2 separate regions of the Homo sapiens genome follow, and region 2 is linked to region 1. The links are chromatin contacts, found by Hi-C or POLR2A ChIA-PET in ENCODE. All regions are on one chromosome and are shown on one strand. The core of a region is the stretch at or near the end of the contact, and the rest is flanking DNA. Distances in the headings are between cores, read along the strand shown. Region 1 holds the start of CDKN1C (cyclin dependent kinase inhibitor 1C). Region 2 holds the start of CARS1 (cysteinyl-tRNA synthetase 1).

Evidence for each region. A loop is a pair of places that touch in the nucleus more often than their neighbours do. ChIA-PET counts read pairs that join two places held with the same protein, here RNA polymerase II (POLR2A). Pooled maps may share reads with other maps.
Region 2: a loop to region 1 is called in a map of CD8-positive, alpha-beta T cell, with 32 times the contacts of the local background. The contact joins the promoter of CARS1 here to the promoter of CDKN1C in region 1. A Hi-C loop is called at or near these places in 4 of 168 maps with a recorded cell type or tissue (CD4-positive, alpha-beta memory T cell, CD8-positive, alpha-beta T cell and naive thymus-derived CD4-positive, alpha-beta T cell) and 12 of 50 pooled maps. POLR2A ChIA-PET finds 5 or more read pairs at or near these places in 2 of 52 experiments (GM12878 and activated T-cell).

Annotation. Positions count from the first base shown.
Region 1 is chr11:2,884,398-2,887,283 of GRCh38, forward strand. CDKN1C (cyclin dependent kinase inhibitor 1C) reads right to left here and starts at 1,378. Exons shown (of 4, transcript NM_001122630.2): 1 at 1,237-1,378; 2 at 273-1,069. The coding sequence starts at 1,059. RefSeq lists enhancers at 368-1,203, 1,204-2,039, 2,040-2,875.
Region 2 is chr11:3,056,068-3,058,953 of GRCh38, forward strand. CARS1 (cysteinyl-tRNA synthetase 1) reads right to left here and starts at 1,356. Exons shown (of 23, transcript NM_001014437.3): 1 at 1,276-1,356. The coding sequence starts at 1,300. It overlaps LOC124902615 (a long non-coding RNA gene), which reads left to right and starts at 2,557. Exons shown (of 2, transcript XR_007062555.1): 1 at 2,557-2,886. RefSeq lists an enhancer at 1,010-1,542.

The DNA of each region.
Region 1 (2,886 bases), core at 128-2,627:
GGGGAGGGGCTCCCGCGGCCGGGGGCGAAAACTGCGCTCCCGGGGGGTCGCGGCCGGGATTCAGCCTCCCACCCCGCCCGCGCGAAGCCGCTGGAGGGCACAACAACGGGGCGGGGAGGGGGGTAAGGGCGCAGCCGCGCCCTGAGCGCTGCGGGCCCTTTAATGCCACGGGAGGAGGCGGGAACCCAGCGAGGCCCCCGAGGGCTGGGGGGACCGGCCGGCCGGACAAAGCGGGGCCGGGCCGGGCCGGGGCGGGGCCGTGCGGGGCTCACCGGAGATCAGAGGCCCGGACAGCTTCTTGATCGCCGCGCCGTTGGCGCTGGCGGCCGCGGTGCCGGCCGCGGGACGTCCCGAAATCCCCGAGTGCAGCTGGTCAGCGAGAGGCTCCTGGCCGCGCTGCCCCTGGTTCGCGCCCTGCTCGGCGCTCTCTTGAGGCGCCGCGTCCGGGGCCGGGGCCGGGGCGGGGGCCGGGGCCGGGGCCGGGGCCGGGGCTGGGGCCGGGGCCGCGACTGGAGCCGGGGCCGGAGCCGGAGCCGGAGCCGGGGCCGGGGCCGGGGCCAGGACCGCGACCGCGACCGGAGCCGCGACCGGAGCCGCGACCGGAGCCGGAGCCGGGGCCGGGGCTGGAGCCAGGACCGGGACTGGGGGCGGGGTGGACGCCGGGGCCGGGACCGGGACACTAGGCAGCTGCTCCGGCGCCTCCTCGAGGCCGTCGAGGGACTCAGCGGCCGGCTCGAGGGGCGGGCTGACAGCCACCGCGACCGCGACGGGCCGCGGCGCCAGCAGCAGGCGGCAGCGCCCCACCTGCACCGTCTCGCGGTAGAACGCGGGCACCGAGTCGCTGTCCACTTCGGTCCACTGCAGGCGTCCAGGGCCCCGCAGCGGCATGTCCTGCTGGAAGTCGTAATCCCAGCGGTTCTGGTCCTCGGCGTTCAGCTCGGCCAGGCGGGCCTGCAGCTCGCGGCTCAGCTCCTCGTGGTCCACCGGCCCGAAGAGGCTGCGGCAGGCGCTGGTGCGCACTAGTACTGGGAAGGTCCCACGGGCGACAAGACGCTCCATCGTGGATGTGCTGCGGAGGGACGCGTCGGACATGGCCCGGGGCTGCGCAAACGCGGGCAGCGAGAGAGGAGAGGACAGCGAGAAGAAGGGGAAAGGAGAGGAGGAGAGGGCGGAGGCCGGGCGCAAGGGAGACCCCGCGCCGCCCGACTCTGCGTGTGCGAGGGACGCGGCGGCTACCTGGCTGTCCGGTGGTGGACTCTTCTGCGTCGGGTTCGCCTGTCTCGTCCGGACGGCAGCCGCGCCCCCTCGATGCCTGCTGGCTAGCTCGCTCGCTCAGGCCTGGCCGGCACCCCTCGAGCACAGCGCACTTGGCCTGTGGAACGCCCAGCCCGCCTGCGCCCCCTTTATACGCGCGGGCCCCACCCCCGTGCGCGCGGGCCCGGCCGCGATTAGCATAATGTAGTATTTTCAGTTTCAACAACACCACGGCGATTGGCGGCCGCCCCGCTGCCCCGCCCCGCCGCGGCCCGGCCCCCGCGCACCGCCCATTGGCCGCGCGCACACCCACCGGGGGCGGGGCGGGGCGCGCGGCCGGGGCGCGCGGCTGATTGGCGGCCGCGGGGCGAGCGCGCTGTAGCAGGGGAAGGGGGCGGTGAGCGGGGCGGGGGCGGGAGTTAAAGGGCGCTGCGGGCGGTAACGTGACACCGCGACGCCCGCCCCCTCGCCCCATCCCCCCTGCAACACTCCCCCACCCCCCCGGCTCCCGCCCCCCGCCGGCTCCTTTGTCTGCAGGCGGGGGCCTCAGCCCAGCGCGGCAGGGGCCGGCTCCTGGCGGGTCCGGTGTCCGGCCAGGCCCAACTCGACCCCGGCCCGGTCCGGACCCCGGCGCCCAGCTCCGTCCCGCGCTCGCCCGTGGGCCTCCTGCGCCAGCTGACGAGGCTTGGACCCGCCGCTGCCAGCTCGGCCCTGGCCTGCGCCGGATGGGGTCTTCGGCTGCCCCCGCGCGGCCTGCTGCTGCTGGGCTGGTGTCCCTTCGAGGGCTCCGCGCGCCTGGAGCCCTCACACACCTGCTGGCCCTAAGGCCCTCGAGTCGGGAGGGGGGACAGGGGTCAGCTCCACTCTTTCCCCGAGGGACCATGTGTGGGACACCTTGAGAGACTCCCACCAGCCCCCTGGAGCTGGAGTCTGAAGCCGCTATCTGCGGAGGCCCACCCTGCCCAGTAGATGGAACAGGGGCTGAGCCCATCATGTCACTGTCGGGGGTCCCAGCCCTTCTCAGCCTTGGGCCAGACCACTCCAGCCCCGGGATCTGCCTGTCCAGGCTGGCTGGAAGCTGTTGTACTGGGTAAAAGTGAAAGATCTGCCCGAGGTCATAGGGGAAGGGGCTGTGAAGGACCATGCCCCTCCCCCGCCTGCAGCCCTTCCTGGTACAGACCTCGGTCGTGCGCGCACGCACACACACACACACACACACACGCACGCACACACACGGTGCTTCACCCCAGCCAGGCCAGACCAAAAGAGACCATTATTTCCTGCTGCCTCCCTTTTGGCCCACCTACCATGAGGCAGGGAGCCCCCTCCTCAAACCAGGAGCCTCCCAGATCGGGATGGGGACTGTCAGACACCTGTTGGAGGGTCCAGCAGCCCATGAGATCTAAGCCCCTATCTCAGGTGAGCCTGTGAGCCAGCAGAGAGACCTCTGGGAGGGAGGGAAGGTGCGGTCCCCTGAACCCCAACCAGCCTGCCTTTGAGTCCCAAGACACCCCCACCCCCATGGAATGCTGTGGCAGTGTGCAGCTGCAGCTGGGGGAGCAGGGCGGGTCTTCTGGGTCTCAGGGAAGCGAGATCTGAAGTGAGGGGGGTGAACTGGATGGGACAGGGCGT
Region 2 (2,886 bases), core at 106-2,605, 170 kb after region 1:
GGCGGCGTGCCTGGAAGGTGACCACCTCCTGCCACTTGGCACAAGAGTGTAGCCCTGTCATCTGGGTGTCCCCATGCCGCCAGATTACTCGGGTTGTCATAACTACCTATCTATAACCCAATAAACCCTCAGGGGCAAAGGGCACCACCAGATGCTAAGGAAATCTTGGTACGATCTAAACTGAGGGTGGGGGCTGGAGGTGTCTTACAAGAACTTGCATCTAATTTTTGCCAGCCAAAAGAATTAAAAACTAGATACTGAGAATGTTTCCTTTGGAAAGGCTGCTCCAGACTGTTAGGAATCTGGGCTTTCTGATTCAGTCTCTTGCCTTTCCAGCACCTAAAATCTTGCTGGAGGGACAGTGAGAGAAGAACCCACTGGTCTCTCAAGGTCTACCCGCTGGTGACATGAGTGACTGGGGGAGCTGACACAGCTGTGTCCCTGGGGAACCTCCCGGGTTGGCAATAAAATGGGGCAGTAATGCTCTGACAATCAGCTTGCAGTGGACTGCCTGCGGAACTGGAGATGAAAGCCTTCGTAAAGCCCCAAGCCCTTTTACTGTGTGTACGCGTACCCCTGGCGTCCTCTGCCCCATTTCCCTAAATACCAACCTCAGGTGCCCTCCGCCCACCTCCCGGAAGCTGCCAGGTCTGGGCAGAAAACCAAAACAACCCTTGGGCCTTTGTCTCCCCCCTAAAGGCCAGCTGGGGCAAGAGGGAGCGAGGGCCCGCCCAGGCACCGGCTGGGGAAAGGCTGTTTGATGTAGGGCCACCTCCCGGGGTGAGGATGCAAGGGGACCTCGGCAGGAACCAAGTGAGGAAACTGAGGCTGGGTGGTCTGGGCAGCGCCCCGCTCGGGCTCGGGTCCCCGCGGGGTCTGTGCTCCAGCCACGGGTCTGGCAGACCCTCACGCAGGAGTCCCAGGGGTCCCAGTGGCCGTCCCTCGGAGCCGGGCACCCGTTGTCCTTCGGATCCTAGGACGTGCCACCCCTCGAACCTCAGGACCCGCCGTCCCTCAGACCCCGGGCACTGACACCCCTCAGACCCCGAGCACCCCCGCCCCTCGGACCCAAGGACGTGCCGTCCCTCAGACCCCGCGCACTGACACCCCTCAGACCTCGGGCACTGCCGCCCCTCAGACCACGGACACAGCTGCCCCTCAGAACCCATGCACCCGGGCCCCTCAGACATAAGGACTCGCTGCCCTTCGAGCCGAGCACCCAGCGCCCAGTCAGGCCCCCAGCCGCCCTCAGCCTGGCCCGGCCGCGCCGCTCACCCTGCTGCCCGGAGGAATCTGCCATGGCTGGGAATCCCGGACCCGCAGCTGCGGCTACAGACACTTCCTAGAATCTGATGCAACCGCCGCCCCGGAAGTCGCGCCCCACGCCGGGCCCGTCTTCCGGGACACGCCCGGTCGCTAGGCAACTACCAGGGGCTCCGGATGTCGCCGGCCCGGAGCATGCTGGGAGCTGTAGTTCAACCCAATGGCGACCCGCGCTCCGGAGCATCGCGCGGCCAAGCGTTCAGTGGCCGTGCTGGGAGTAGTCAGCCCAGCCGCGGGGAGACAAGCACTAAAGACTGAGCGTCCTGTAATAGGTGTTTAAGTCATGATTGCGCTAAGCGCCGTGGGGACCAGGCCCAGCCTGGAGGTCAGAGGCGGCCTCGGGACAGGGTGTGCTGGCGAGACGGGATGGTTCCCAGGAGGCCGACCTGGAGCAGGGCCTGGGGATGGGCGGGAAGAGCGCTCCAGGCCTAGGGACCGCCCTGCCAATGACCCTGCGGAAAGCAAGCCACTATGAAGTGTTGCGTGAACAGGCTTCTCCATCTCCTTCTCAGACCCCATTCTGGAGCCATCCCCAACCCCCTTAGGGCTCCTGCCTTCTGTGTGCATGATGTCACCTCCCAAGGATATCCCACCCAAGGTTCGTGCACCCATCCAAAATGAGAGGAAATGCTATTTAAGAAACAGAATTTTAATATGTCAAGAAAAATTATTAGCCAGGATTAGTGGCTCATGCCTGTAATCCCAGCACCTTGAAAGGACAAGGCAGGAGGATCATTTGAGTCCAGGAGTTTGAAGCTGCAGTGAGCTACGACTGTGCCACTGCATTCCAGCCTAGGCGACAGAGTGAGACCCTTTCTCAAAAAATAAAAAGTAAAAAATCTTCTAGTTACTTTTTGGAACCTCATGTCTAATTTCATAATAAATTCTAAGGCCGGGCACGGTGGCTCACACCTGTAATCCCAGCACTTTGGGAGGCCGAGGTGGGCGGATTATGAGGGCAAGAGATCGAGACCATCCTGGCCAACATGGTGAAACCCTGTCTCTGCTAAAAATGCAAAAATTAGCTGGACATGGTGGCGCTTGCCTGTAGTCCCAGCTACTCAGGAGGCTGAGGCAGGAGAATCGCTTGAACCAGGGAGGTGGAGGTTGCAATGAGCCGAGATTGCGCCATTGCACTCCAGCCTGGCAACAGAGTGAGACTCCGTCTCAAATAAATAAATAAATAAATAAATAAATAAAATAATAAATAAATAAATTCTAAATTCTACTGGTGGCTGGAAAAAAAAAAGAAGAAAGAGTTTGTTTACATTTCTGCAAAGATCCTGTAGCATGTGCTGTAACTTGCCCAGGATGTGGGAGGCTCTGTGAGACCCCAACTAATCCCAAAGGAGGGACCAAGTCCAGGACTTAGGGGACGAAGTTCTGGCCAGGTCCTACCATGACTCTCACAGTGCCTGTTTCTCACTCATCACTCTAGGACCATGAGTCACCCAAGCCCAGCTCGGCCACATGCCTTCCTGGGAGAAGGAACCGGAGGCGCCCAGGAGAGTCAGAAGCCTCTTAGAGATAAACATTCGGCTAAGGCTTGCCCTGCCCTTCCTT